Regions from separate parts of the Homo sapiens genome. Here regions 1 and 2 are each linked to region 3. A link is a loop called in an ENCODE intact Hi-C map of the cell type or tissue named here. Cell type or tissue: natural killer cell. All regions are shown on one strand. Region 1 has its middle 54 kb from the start of TLE3. Region 2 has its middle 120 kb from the start of LINC00593. Region 3 holds the start of LOC105370878 (a long non-coding RNA gene).

The links. Peaks named below come from ENCODE experiments on the same cell type or tissue, not always from the same donor. Only the 100,000 strongest peaks of a DNase experiment are listed, where the experiment ranks them.
Region 1: it touches region 3 in a loop (13-fold over the local background); 1 of 110 quality-filtered maps calls a loop at or near these places.
Region 2: a loop joins it to region 3, with 8 times the contacts of the local background. A loop is called at or near these places in 1 of 110 quality-filtered maps.

The regions. Positions count from the first base shown.
Region 1 is chr15:70,149,855-70,154,854 of GRCh38, forward strand. No RefSeq gene overlaps it. Among named protein-coding and RNA genes, the nearest start is that of TLE3, 54 kb to the left of the region's middle. In natural killer cell, no CTCF peak of the experiment used is centred here; no DNase peak of the experiment used is centred here.
Region 2 is chr15:69,711,802-69,716,801 of GRCh38, forward strand. No RefSeq gene overlaps it. Among named protein-coding and RNA genes, the nearest start is that of LINC00593, 120 kb to the right of the region's middle. In natural killer cell, no CTCF peak of the experiment used is centred here; DNase peaks (open chromatin) are centred at 1,470 and 2,590; H3K27ac peaks cover 3,072 bases.
Region 3 is chr15:70,297,689-70,302,688 of GRCh38, forward strand. LOC105370878 (a long non-coding RNA gene) reads right to left here and starts at 198. Exons shown (of 2, transcript XR_932424.3): 1 at 110-198. RefSeq lists enhancers at 2,771-2,900, 3,121-3,190, 3,211-3,310, 3,506-4,007. In natural killer cell, no CTCF peak of the experiment used is centred here; DNase peaks (open chromatin) are centred at 2,593 and 3,023; H3K27me3 peaks cover 4,219 bases.

The DNA.
Region 1 (5,000 bases), 150 kb before region 3:
GTTTGGCTGAAGCACATCCTATGGTAATTTCCTAAGGAAAGGTGCAAGGGAGGTCAATTTTTTTGCGTGTTTGAAATATACTTATTCCACCATCATACTTGATTTATGATCAGGCTCTGTGTTCAAAATAGGGTTCCTCTCTGCATTCATGTTTCCATTGTCTTCTATTTCTCAAGTTCTAGTTGAAGTCTGACACCATGTGGATGTGGTGGACATGGGGAGGGTACCCTGGGTCCCTAACTCCTCTGAATGTAGACTTTAAATTAACTGCAGTGCCTTCCACTCTGCACATCGCCATGGATTTTTGCAGACTTGGAGCATTCAAGCTCTGAATCTCTCAGGAATCCTTTAAGATAAATCAATGTGCTTCTCACTGGTCTGCCTTCCGCAAGTGCTGAAGTTTGTAACTTTCTCCACTGTGCTGAGTCATTACCACTCATCCCTCTGCTTCCCAGAGCCCAGGTATTTGTTGAAATCTCTTATCTCCTGATGTCACAAACCACTTTGGACTTGGCATTTCATATATGTCTCCCCATTTACTGTCAATTTAATAAAATGTTGCCAGTGAGAGAAGGTCAAGGTATATTTAATCCATCATATTTAACTGGATTGAAATTCTTATTTTTCCCTCATATATATAATATACAATATTTATATATTAATATATGTTGTATATTTATGTATTATTTATAATATATTATAAATATGTAATATATAATTATATACTTATAATATATAATATAATTACATATTTATAATATATAATAATATAATATAATTACATATATTTATATATTCATATATATGAATCTTACAAGCAGATTTCAGAGGGTGATTTCTCAGTCTGTTTTGTGCTGCTGTAACAGAATACCTGAGACTTGATAATTTGTAATCAACAGAAATTTACTTGGCTCACAGTACTGGAGGCTGAAAGTTCATATATATGTCCATATCCATATTATGGAAGTTTTACGGATTTCTTTTTAAATTGCTGTATAGTATTTTACAATCCATTAAGAAGATGTGGGATGGTTTACTTACCCAATCCCTTATTGATAGACATTTAATTTGCTTTAATTTTTCACATAATGAACACCTTTATGCATATGGCTCTTTCTGTATTTGGTATTGTTTTCTTGGGATATATTCCCGTATCCAAAGGTTGTGAACCTTTTAAACATATTTTGATAAATGTTGCCAAACTGCTTTCTAGAATGTGTGTACCCATTTTACCCGTAGGCAAGAGAAAGGAGTAGACTGTTGTAACTGCCTGGCCTGGTCTTCTGTGGCTGTATATATCTTGTTTAGCTTCAGGTCTCCTGCAGTTTGCCCCAGCACCAAGTTCTGGTGAATCTGTGTAAGTTGATAATGGCATCCATTCCTGCTGAGAAATGCCCACATTCTTATCTTGACCAGCTTAAAAAAAACAATGTGGATGAGGGAAGAAAGAAATGTGAATTCCTTTTTTCTCTTTCTTAGTCTTACTTCTGTGGGTGGTAGGGGAAGTGCAGGGAAAAGAGAAATAATTTTTTAAAAGTTATTTGAAAAAGCATGAGGTGAAACCAGTCTGGAAGGTCAGTAACTGTAAACAGGATAATTTTACTACTTCGCCTCCTCACTTCAGGAACAAAGGTGTCTGAATATACCAGTAACGTCACTGTTATGATTTGAATGTGTTCCCCAAAGTTTGTGTGTTGAAAACTTCATCCCCAGTGCAACAGTACTGAGAGCTAAGACCTTTAAGAGGTGATTAGGTCATAAGGACTATGCCCTCATGAATAGATAGTGTCATTATTGTGGGAGTATAAAGTGTCATTATCGTGGGAGTTTGTTATAACATTAAGTCTGGCCTTCTCTAGTGCATGCTGTCACCATGTGATGCCCTCCATCATGTTATGATGCAGCAAGAAGACCCTCACCAGATGCAGTCCCTTAATCTTGGACTTCTAGCCTCCAGCACTGTGAGCCAAATACATTTCTGTTGATTGTAAATTACCGAGTACTCTGTCGTAGCAGCACAGAACGGACTGAGATAGTCGCCTTCTGAAATCAGCTTGTAAGATTCGTAGACCTTCAGTGCTGGAAAACCTGGTGAGGTCATTCATTCAGGGCCCCATTTTACAGATGAGGAGACGGAGCCTAGAGAGACTCAGTCCACAGCCACAGAGCAAGCCAGTGGCAAGGCCTTAAAGAGAGCCCAAAGCTCTTGGTGCTACACAGACTAAGATACTTCCCTCTGAATCAGGCCTGCCTGAATCATGCCTGGCATTTGTCAGCATCTTGTTCATGATAAACACGATCTCAGTGGTGGCACAAGGTGCACTGTGGGCCTTTCCCCAGCACAGTGCTCTGGAGGAACTGCAGCAGTAGCAGCTGAATCAATATCACACTTTGCAGGGAGTCTGTTGGCAGCTGGTCATGCAGTGAATTGTGGTTCTTGGCGTTTGTGGCTGTCAGAGCCTTTCCTGTGGGGAGGGTGGCCTTCCTGTGTGGAAGGCAGGCTCCTGTGAGGCCGGCTAGGCTTTACAGCTCAAAGGGTAGGTCTCAGGGCCCCCAGAGAGACTGGTAGCTCTCTGAGGTTGCTGTGCACAGCCCTAACTGTCCACTGGGCTCCTCCACTTACAAAATCTCACTTTGGGTCAGCTGCAGTGTCTCACACCTATAGTCCCAGCATTTTGGGAGGCTGAGGCGGGAGGATCACTTGGGCCCAGGAGATAGAGACCAGCCTGGGCAACACAAGGAGACTCCCATCTCTACAAAAAAATTTAAAAAATTAGCCAGGTGTGGTTGCATGTGCCTGTAGTCCCAGCTACTTGGGAGGCTAAGGCAGGAGGAAGATGAGGCTTCAGTGAGCTATAATACAGCCACTGCACTCCAGCCTGGGCAACAGAGTGAGATTCAGTCTCTAAATAAATAAATAAATAAACCAACCAACCAACCAACCAACCACCAAAAAAAAACAACAACAACAAAAAAAACACTTCACTTTGACCCTTACATTTAGTCCTTCCAGACTTTTAACTGAGTCTGACCAAGTGTTTCTGGTGCCAACAGGTTTGAATCTATTCAGGGGAACAGGGGACCAACCTGTGAAAGCAGGACCCGTGGTGGTTGTCCTTTATTCCCTACGGTCTGGGGGCTTCTCGTGGGCCTGCTGTCCCTCCACATCAAGCCTGAAGCCAAGAGGCTCCAGTGTCTACTGCCAGGAGCCATCTCAGCTCCACTACTGGTCCAAGTACCCGATGTGAGCACATCAACATCCCCAGCCCCAGGTGCCTCATCAGTAAAATGGAAGATGTTAGATGGAACATATGAAATTGCTAGTAGTCAACCATTTTTGACCTACAACAGCAACACAGTTCATATGGCTCAATCTACTACTAGCACCTACCTTATGGCATTTTTAAGATTAAACTAGGAACATTCATATCCAATGCTTAGCACACATGTGAAATGTAGGAACCACCACCGTCTGTGCTTATTTTCTAGACTCAGGACTTGGGCAAAAAACAACAAGTGAGCTAACAGGAACTGAGCGTCTACTATCTGCTGGTACTATACATGCCATATTGTTTCATCTTCTCAACAGTTCCAGGGAGGGTTGGCATGGTTAACACCATCTTATAGATGAGGAAACCGAGGCACATGGAGGTTAAATAAATTGCCCCAAATCACACGGCTAGTTGACAGCTGGGCTGTGATTGAAATCCAGATGTTTCTAACTCTGGAGGCTGTGTGCTTTCCTGAAGCACTCTGTCACTTTCTGAGTTCCAGTGTTGGGCACTTAATAGTCTTTCCCCAAATTTTGAATTTGGAAAATATAAAAGAGGATTTTGAATTACCACTAATGAATTAACAAGCTTCATGCATGTATTATTTTATTTGAGCTCATAAAATGTTGTGACTCCTCATACCACTCCATGAAAGAGGAACTCTTGCTTCCATTTTACAGGTGAGAAGCTGAGGCTCAGGAAGGCTATGGGACTTGCCTGAAGCCACACAGCAGGAAGCAGAATAGCTGAGATCCACCTCCAAGTCTGCTGGACTCCAAAATCTGTGCTTTCTCTCTGCTAGGCAAGAACCGTGGCTTCCTTCCTCTTAGGGGAAGGGCTGCAACACAGCCAGGCCGCTGACTGAAATCTTCTCATCCCAGGGGATGCGGTGGCCACTCTCCCCATCCTCTCCGTCCTGTGTGCGATTCACCTGCCTATGACTGGGGCAAGGCCTAGATTTGTGGGAAAGGATCCCGGCGCTGGGATCATGATGAACGGCAACCTCCCTGCAGCAGCCCCCTCCCCCAACAACACACGCACATCAGAGCTCGGGGGGGAGGCAGAGGGCCCTCCTTGCTCAAAATAGCTCTGTGTTATTAGCTGCATTTAATTGAAGGTGTTTCGAGGGCAGCCTCCACCGGGCCCAAACCAAATGGAAAATGACACACTGTCAAATTAATGTCCCCAGACCATGATAAATGTCCGGGCTTGGTGAGTAATGCTTCCATTTCTTGTTTTAAAGGAGAAGGATGCAGCCAGGCTCCGCGCGTCTGTCCCTGTTGTGCGGGGAAAGGTCAGGGGCATCCTCGGGATAAATAGCATTCCTCGCTGGCCCGCCCACCCAGGCTGGGCTTCTCCGGCTTCTGCTGAGCTCTGCTTTCTCTCTCTTCCTGTCTCTTGAGGCTGGCAAGATTGCTGAACAGCTTGTGAGCCTCCCGGCCAATGTCCAGGGAGGAAGGAGCTGGAGATAAGACTAATCCTCACCATCCACCCGTACTTTATACCTTCCAGAGTGCAGTCACCTCGGTTATAGCGTGTGTTAGTTGGCATTCGAGGCCTGCTCCTGACCTCCAGCTGCACGCCTCACTGCCATGCCCTTGGTTCAGCCATACTGATTCCTCAAACCCGCCCTGCACACCCCAGCCTCTTGGACTATGTGGAACACAACTGCTAAAGCGCCTGCTCTGTGCCGGGCTCTGGGCTCTGGGCTCAGCCCCTGCCCTGGAG
Region 2 (5,000 bases), 590 kb before region 3:
GCTCCTCTGGGGTAATTACTTATGCAGGGCTTCTCTTGTGCCAGGTGTTGAGTGAAACCCCTTGCTTGGATTATCTGATTTAATCTTCATAAACACCTTAGGTTTTGCAGAAGGGAAACTGAGGCACAAAGCGGTTAGATTACTTGTCTTAGATCAAAAAACAGCTGAGTAAAGAGCAGGGGGCTGAAGTCAAGCAGTCTTAGCTCAAAGCGCATGTTCTTGAGTGCTGCACCCCACTCCTTTTCATAGAGTAAAGCCTGATGATACCTTCTTGTAGGATACTGAATTAATATAAATTAAATGGCATCTATGAAATGACTGGAACACTACAGAAATGCAATCTATGGAGGCTGATATAATCAATATCTATTTCAACCCTCCTCTCTTAAAGGTGAGGAAACTGAGGCATGGTTTATATACATGACTTGATAGTCAGCGTTGAGTATGGTAGTCTCAAAGTCATGTCTGCTGATGGCCAACCAGTTTCAGTTTTCATTATGCTGTGCCTTGTCAGGTAAAAATTAGAAAGAAAGGTAACCTAATATTTTGGAGGAATCAAGACTAAGAGAAAGGTGGGGTGGATAGGCACTTGAGGATATGTGAGGACTTTTCCCCATAACTTCCCAACCACCAACGATTTAGGTCCTAGGATCCCAATTTGCAATTTGCATATCTGGTCTCAGAGAAGTAGGTGACTTGCCTGAGGCCTTTGCATGATAAGAGAGGGCCATGATTTGAACTCTGGCCTGTCTAAGTTAGTGATTTTTTCCTACATTCCCAGCTCAAAAGTGGGGCCCAAGATTAAGCCCACAGTAGACACAATTGTGACTACAGATTGTGGTGGGGATGGGGCGGGCAGTCTCTTTATTGCTGCTCCTCCTTCATAGCATCAGGGGAGCTCCTGGGGCTGGGGAACAGGTACTCGGAGGGGCAGTGTGCCCTAGAGAAAGGGGCAGCTCTTGAAACAGGAAGTGGCTGGACTTTTTCTTGAGCACCAAGGAAGCCAAGAACAGCCATTTGGTCTTCATGTATCCAAGATAGCCTCTAGGGCCCCTTCTGCCCAGCAGGGTGACTTTCAAATGTCGGGAAGGTGATGTTGTACCCATAGGGTTGAGGGGTCATATGCCAGTGGCAGATAGAAAATATCTCAGAAATCTCAGGCTTTATTTTAAAAATGCGTGCAGAATTTAAGGAAATCTATTTCTTTCCCACAGCATATCCACGTGTGCATGTATGTTTGTGTGTGGGTATGCATAAGTGTGTATGCACATCGCAATTCTCTAACTAACCACTGTTCTAGGAAGAGCTGCTGTGCCTTTGGTATAGCTCCCTATACTCCCTGGAACCCTGCCATGTATTCATCACCCTCACTCTGGGATATGTGTACTACCCAGCAGGTCAAATACTTCCATTTCCTGAGCCTAGGGAGGAACTGGGCAAACAGTTAAGGGCTAAAGGGGCATAGTTCATAGTGAGGATCTGCTCAGTGTGGCTGAGCTGAAACAGGTCAGGAAGTTACAAGATTGCCTGATGTCACCCAGTAACTGTAAGACTAGAACTCTGGTCCCTAAGTCCTAGTTCAGCACACATTTCCACCTCCTCTGGGCCAGCTCCTGGGCAACAGAATATACTTGGTCATACTTCTTGCCTTGTCTGCCTACCTGGCACATTGCTGGGAAACAGGGCTTCTCTCTGGGAGCCCAACATTCTGGCAATCAAATATAAAGTATGACTTGTGCCCACCCCACTCCTCCCCACTACTGTGGCTGAAACGCTGTGATTCCCACACCTGGGCTCTCCCACTTGCCCTTTTGGATTTCTAGACAGGCAAGTGAGAAATATGTGATCTGTTTGGACTTGAGCAAGATATTTGGCAAGGTGTCTCATGCGCATCTCAAGGTGAAGAGTTAGGACTGGATGCTAGTGCAATTCAATAGATTAGGAACCGGTTAAAGGGCCATACCCAAATGGAATGGATAAATCTAACTACATCAGCCTAGATGAGGGTCTCTAGTGGCATGTCAAGGGACTCTGTCTTTGGCCATATCTTATTCAGCCCTTTTATCAATGACTGGAATGAAATAGGTGAGGGAAGGGTGAACATTTATTGAGAAACTCCTGTGTCAGCAACTATTGCCAATATTTTACAAAGCTTATTTATCTTATCCCTCACAGCCTGACTGTAAGAGAGGTTGTATTACCCTTTCACAGACCAGGAAATAAATATGTAACCAAGGGCAAGCAACTTGCCCAAGGTCTCACAGCAATTAATGCAATAAGATTTGGCATCCAGACTGGGATCTGAAGGCTGGGGCTCTGTGTCACATGTGGCACTAAACTGTCTTATCACCGAGGGGCAAGTGGGAAGGTCAGAGGGATGGACAATACCAGGAAGGTGAGAGGCAGGTCTGAAGAGGACTGAAATTAACACTGGGCCAAAATAACTGCACACCAAGATGCAAGGTGATAGAGACCTTTGCTCACACTGGGGCTCAGATGCTCACCAGACACACACAGGATGTGGGATACCTGGGTCAACAGCACAAGTGAAAAGGTGTTGGGTTTTTAGTTGACAGGAAGTTTCATATGAGTCAACGGTGGGATGTGGTAGCCAACAGAGCTAATGTCACCGTGGCCTCCACAAGTGGAGGTACAATGAACAGAGCGAGGGAGGAGCTACTCCTTAGTCAGCGTGTGCCCAGGAAATGGAGCTCAGACCTGGTGACCTCAGTGGAAGACAAGCATCGAAAACCCGCCGAGCTCTCGGAGGGCAGGGAAGAGGGGCTTCTTGCGGTTGCTGCTGCACATTCCTCTCCTCATTCTTTGTCATTCCCAAAATTACCAAAGCTTATTAATACCTTTCTGAGAAGTTATGGCCACTTCTTGATTTTTATGCTTTTGCCTTTCAAGCCCTAAGAATATGCTACTCATTCAGTTTTGAATTTTTATTAATGTAACTTGAGTGAATGCAGGGAGTCCTTGTGACCCAGTCTCTACATTAAGTTATAGTCAAAGAAGCACAATCCAATAACCAAAAGAAAGTAAGAGATTTTCAATCTTTATGCACATCTCTCAAAGGAATGAAAAGAATGAGACCTGCTTTTAGTTCTCTGTCTCATTTCCTTATGCTTCAAAAAACATCCACTCTACGAAACACTCCAAACTCTCCTATATCCAGTCAATCTCTTGTGCCATCTCCCTTTGGTTCTTCCATATCTCCATTATTTAGATGGGCTTAACATCTGTGTTTTCATTTTCTTTTCCTTTTTCTCCTCCTTGACTCCACTCTTCTTTAGTTTTCTTTCTAGTTTACTTCTGACCCAAATTCCTTTTTACAAAGGAGAAGTCAGGAACTGACCTAGCAAACCAGAATACTACCCCTTCCCTCCTGTCTCTGCAACACTGCCCATCTCTCCCCATCCTCCCCATCCTGGGAACCTGGATGGCCAAGATGGAACTCTTTTTTGAGAGCTGGGGGAGGAGAAATGGAGCAGGCAAGGAAGACAATTTTGGTGGTGGGTGGTAGCAAACATGGTGTTGGAAAAGATGGTGGGGAGGCTGGGAACACTCTACATACCAACCTTGTCCTCATCACATTAGCATGTGGGCACTGTGGGTGGAAGAGCCTGGCCACTCGTGCGTGACAAACTCCAACACAGACTGCCATGCAAGAGCTACTTGTTGTAGTGAATGGCAGCAAGGAGAGGCCCCTCCTTACCCCTGAGATCCCCATTGCCATGGATGGTTCATTTTCATTACCTTGCTGGTCTCCTTTTCTTTGCAGAGTTGACTGTTTCTGTAATAGCATACCTTGAGATCTACTCAGAAATGGCAGACTGGGAGAGATGGCACTCCCACTTATTCCACGTGCTCTCCTACACTTCCCAGCCTCCTAGGTGAGGGCTGTGTGGCTTGTTCTGACCAACGCAGGCACACCTTGGGGATATGCAGGTTCCATTCCAGACCACCCCCAACAAAGTGAGTATCTCAATAAAACAAGTCACACATTTTTTTTTGGTTTCCCAGTGCACATAAGTTATGTTTACACTGTACTATACACTATTAAGTGAGCAATAACATTATTCCTAAAAAAAGTACATACCTTAATTAAAAATACTATATTGCTAAAAAATACAAATGATCATCTGAGGCTTCAGTGAGTTGTAATCTTTTTGTTGATGGAGGGTCTTGCCTTGAGGCTGATGGCTGCTGACTAATCAGGATGGTGGTTGCCAAAGACTGAGGTGGTGATTTCTTTTCTTTTTTTTTTTTTTTTTTTTGAGACGGAGTCTCACTCTGTCACCCAGGTTGGAGTGCAGTGGCACAATCTCGGCTCACTGCAAGCTCCACCTCCTGGGTTCACGCCATTCTCCTGCCTCAGCCTCCCAAGTAGCTGGGACTACAGGCACCCGCCACCATGCCCGGCTAATTTTTTTGTATTTTTTTTAGTAGAGACGGGGTTTCACCGTGTTAGCCAGGATGGTCTTGATCTCCTGAGCTCGTGATCTGCCCGCCTCAGCCTCTCAAACTGCTGGGATTACAGGCGTGAGCCACTGAATCTGGCCAGTAATTTCTTAAAAGAAGATAACAATGAATTTTATCACATTGATGGACTCTTTCTGTCAAGAAAGTTTTCTCTGTAGCATGCGATGCTGTTTGATAGCATTTTATCCACAGTAGAACTTCTTTAAAAATTGTAGTCCATCCTCTCAAATCCTGCCATTGCCTTATCGACTTATGCAATGTTCTAAGTCCTTTGTTTTCATTTCAACAGTGCTCACAGCATCTTTACTAGGAGTAGATGCCATCTCAAGAGACCACTTTCTTTGCTCATTCATAAGAAGTAACTCCTCATCTGTTCAAGTTTTATCATGAGATTGCAGTAGTTCATTCCCATCTTCGGGCTTCACTTCGAATTTTAGTTGTCTTGCTATTTCCAGCACATCTGCAGTTACTTCCTCCACTGAAATCTTGCACCTCTATAATTCATCCTTTAAGAT
Region 3 (5,000 bases):
CTGCCAGGGTTTAAATTTTAACTTTACATTTCCTAGAACCCAGCAAGTCACTTAATCTCTCTGTGCCTCGGTTTTCTCATAAATAAGCTAAGATAAAAATAGTACCTACCTCATGGAGTTGTGATGAGGATTAACCAGTTTACATATGTAAAATGCTTAGAACAGTGCCTGCACATCGTGGGCGTCATGTTAAGTGTTGGCTATTATTCTCTGGGCCTCTATCGTTGCTATAGAGTATTATGATGTCACCCTTATTCCGGTTTATTTGTCAGAGTCAATGTTCTGGTTTTTGTGAGCTGATGTTCTAGTTTCCATAGAAATATCCAGGATCTGCTTTAATCTTTAATATTCTTAAATTGCTCAATTCTATATCTGCTTGATATTCTCTTAGCTCTTTCAATTTAAAGACTCGGTGTCCCTTTTTGGCTCTGGGGACTTTTAAAATGTAATTATTTCTGCAATAATTCCCTCCCCTCCATCTTCTTTCTTTTCTTGTTCTGGAACTCCTACTCTTAGTTGGATATTGGGCCTCCTGAATTGATCCTGTTTGAATATTTTTTTCCTCCCATACTTTATGCCATTGTCTCCATGTTCTGGGAGATTTTCTTAACTTTGCATTTCAAGCTTTCAATTGATTTTTTAAAATAATTTTTAGCAATAATCATTTCCAGGAGCTCCTTCTCATTTGCTGATTGCTTCTTTTCTGTGGCACTTTCTTTGGGCTTTTGGAGCATTGCTACTCCAGCCTTCCTGTCAGCTTGTGGGGACCCCAGAGATGTTTCTGCAGAATTCTTGGGCTTTTGGAAATAAGATTTGAAAATCTCTGACCTATGCATTTGATCAAAAAACTTTATGGGTTTATTGGGCCATTACCAAGATGAATGAGTTATAATCTATAATCTCAGCCCTCAACAAACTACTCTGATGCACAGACAAACATGGAAAGAAATAATGACAATAGGACAGGTGCACAAGAGGTCCTTCCAGAGGGAAAATAACCAACAGCCTGTTGGAGATCAAGAAAGAGAAAGCCCTTGAACTCTTCTTAAAGTAGTGTGCAGGAGAAGCTCATACGGGTTCATGAACGGACTGGTAAAATTTCAGGAATTTCGTGAGCTGGTTGTCAAACAGTTATTAAAAATTAACTTAGGCAAATTTACAATTAAATACATTATAACAAAAACAAAGCTAATGAATGCCAAAAATTCATCACTTCCTATTTATCCCATCTTTCAATTACCTATGCTGTTGAGGTTGTTTACATCTATTGTATATGTATGGCAGAAATACCATATGAAGGTGCGCTACTGAGCATCTCTGTTCAACACCTCCTGCAGTAACTCATGTTGGTGGCTTGAAATCAGCGATGGTGGGAATATTTACATCAAACAAATTGACAAATGCTACAAATCAGAGCCTGATTATTGTTTTGTTGATAGTCTAGAGTTAAGAAAATAATGGAGAAAATGTTAATGTAGATTATACTTAAAAGTATGTTGTGCTGGTAGCCTTTAATTGTAAATAGCATGAAAAAGAATTGAGGACATATTCTTCCAATATTCAAAAACTATTCTTTAATTCAGCAAATAAGTCACTTGTGTCATTGCCAAATGAATGAAATTCATGCCTCCATTGCTCCATTCCTATCAAACTTATTAATGTAAAAGAAAACAGCAAACATTCACACAGGAACTATACTTATTTGGTAATTGTAATAATAATTTAACTATAGATACAAAAGTTTAGGAAGTATCAACAAAAGCATCCTGTGAGAATCAATTTACTAGATAAAATTGATAATAAAAAATACGTATATTTTATTATTAGTTGTAAATTGTGTGCTACAATCCTTGATGGCAATAAACTTTATATTAACTTATGTGTGTATATATGTATACATATATTTGTTTCTGGAGAACCAGTTGATAACACTTACCAGCACACCACGGAGAATAGTGGAGCGTGCCCAGGCCTGTAATCAGACAAACCTGGGCTGGAGTTCCAGTGCGTTCATTTATAAGCTGTGTGACCTTGGGCAAGTTATTTTACCTTTCTAAGTCTCATCAATAAAATGAAACTGTGGATGCAATGTGCTAATATTGATTAAAAAATAGTATGTTGCAGAGGTTAAGAATTCATGCTCAGAGATTGGGCTGCCTCCATTTGAACCCTGGCTCCCCGCTTACTAATTGTGTCACACTGGCCCAGTTGCTGTTAGATGGTATATTAGTCAATGTTCTATCTGAGAAAGAGAGCCAGTAGTAGATGATATACATCAAGGAATTGGCTTATATAATCACGGGTTCTAGCAAATCTGGTCTGTAGGGCAGGCCATCGGGCTGGAAACTCTTGAGCAGAAGCTAATGCTATGGGTCACAGGTGGAGTTTCTTCCTCCTCAGGAAAACCTCAATTTTGCTCTTAAGGCCTTTCAACTGATTGGATCAGGCCCACCTAGATTACAGATGATAAACTCTTTTACTTAAAGTCAAGTAATTGTAGGTGTTAACCATGTCTACAAAATCCTTCACAGCAACGCCTAGATTAGTGTTTGACTGAGTAACTGTGGACTCTAGCCTGGCCACGTCAACACATAACACTAGCCTCACAGATAGGAATAGTGAAAGCAAACACTTTATGGGGTTCTTACAAGGATAGAATAGAGCAGTACTCAGAAACCACTCAGATAGCACCTGGCCCGAGTAAGTGCTCATTAAGCTACAAACCTCTGTTCTCGCTAGAACTAAAGCTTGCTTCCCAGGCAGCCACGGCACAAGGAAGGGCCAGGGACCCTGCATAGGAAGGTCTGGTTGGAGCCCCAGCACATCACTGACTGGCTGTGGAGATGGCTGCCTGAGGCCTTGCCCAGAGGAAGCTGAGAGAGAAGAGATGGAAGAGAGCCCACGGCTCTGGGACCCAGCAGAGCACATTCAGATGGAAACCAGCTATGACTGGGTGACACCTCTCAGGGCTCCTTGCGGGGCAGGACTGTCTGGCTTAGTGGTGAGAGACTCATGGCCGGAAGATGAAGTGGTTACAGGTGTCAGACAGGAGGGCTTGCCGACGGCGGGTGGCTGTGGTGCATGTTTCATTAGCTGCTGACTGAGGATTTCTGTTGCTTTCATTTGCTGCCTCAGCCAGTAGCTAGGTTTAAAATAAACTTCAGGAGATCAAACTCAAATCCCCAAACCAGCATCCCTAGGCCCCAGGCAGGCCTCTGGCACAACCATACAATCTGCAGAGTTTATCTCAGGCAGCTCCAATAGATGTCACCTTAAATGTCCCACTCCCCTCCCTTTGAGCCCTCTCCTCCAGCTCTGAGACCTCTGGCTCTTCCTTAGATTCCCTCCTCAAGTCTCTGTCCCAGCAAGCCCCATTCCCTCTGGGGCCTGCTCCCAGCTGCTAGCCTTCCTTACACCTGCTCAGCCTCTCACAGCAGAGCTGCGCAGACCTAAGAGGGCAATAGACAGAATTGACTGCTCTTGGTTCATGGCTTAAGGTGTCACCACTCCCAAGAAGATCTGGGGGCCCAGGAGAGAAGCCTGCCAGAAGAAGGGAGTCATATCGCTCAGTGGGGGGATGCCTGACCCCTGAGCCTCTGTGCAAGGCAAGACTCGAGCACAAAACACACTTGCACACAAGTGTCAGTCTCCTAGGAACTACCAGAGCTGGGAAGAGCCCAGAGCCATCTTGCCTCACTCTTGTCATTTTCACAGATGAGGAAAGCAAAGCTCAGGGAAGCGAAATGACCTGCCCTCCCTCTCACAGCTAGGAAGCCACTGGGTAACTGAGCCCACATCCAATTTCCTGGGGCGTGGACCTCGCCCTGCCACAGTCAGCAAATGAGCAGGGGCAGCTTCCCAAGGCAGGGAACCACCAAGAATTCCAAGCAGGCCACACAAATCTCTGATTCCTGCCTTCCCTGGGCAGCCCCACCCTGGCCCTGACCTGGTGGCCTTGGCAGCCTCCTGGCCAACCCTGCTTTCTAACTCGGAGCTGAACAGGCTGGGCCTCCAATCACTCCAGACGCATGAGGACTGAGCAGTTTTACTCTGGTTTGCCAGGGCATGGGGGAGTTGGAGCCAAGCTGTGCCCCTCCAGGGACAGATGGCCAACCTGGGAGGGCACTGCTGAGGCCAGTCAGATAAGTCCTGCCTATGGTAACCTCAGGCCTCACCTGCTTTTCACCTGGCTGCCTCACCAGCCCCACCACCCACTCACTGTGTCCTCTCCAATGGGACCTACCCTATACCCCAAGCCATGCTGTGGCTTTAAACATGCAGCCATGGCTCCCTTGGTCTGCAGCCTATTATTTCACTAACCCTCCAGCTTTCCTTTTCAGGTCACTAAATTCAGTGGTGCTGCCCCCATGCCAACTCCCACCTCTAGTTCCAATAGCACTTTATCTATTCTTCATAGTAGTTTTTGGTGTATTGTTTTAGTTTACACTTTCTGTTCTTTTAGACTGTGAGCTACTAGTCTCATATGGTTCTATTTATCATTGAATGCCAGAATCTAGCTGGGTGTTTCTGGTACCAGCTGTGCTCAAGATACTGTTTTGTGAGTAAGAAAAAGGATGGACAGAGGGTAGATGGATGTTGAATAAATGAATTGATGGATGATTGTTGGATAGCTGGATGCAAGGATAACAGAATGATGCAGAATAGATAGATGGGTGGATAGATGTTGGATCAAAGCATGGATGGATGGATGGATGGATGGATATAAAGATGAAAGTGCAGATGAGTAGATGGGTGGATATGAGATGAATGGGTAGATGAGTGGATGGATAGATAGATATGAGATGGATGGGTAGATGAGTGAATGGATGAATATGAGACGGATGGATAGATGAGTGGGTGAGTGACTATGAGATGGATGGGTAGATAAGTGGTTGGATAGATATGAGTGGTTGGAGAGTGGTTGGATAGATGAGGGGATGAGTGACTATGAGATGGATGGGCAGATGAATGGATGGATGGATGGATATGAGATGGAGGGG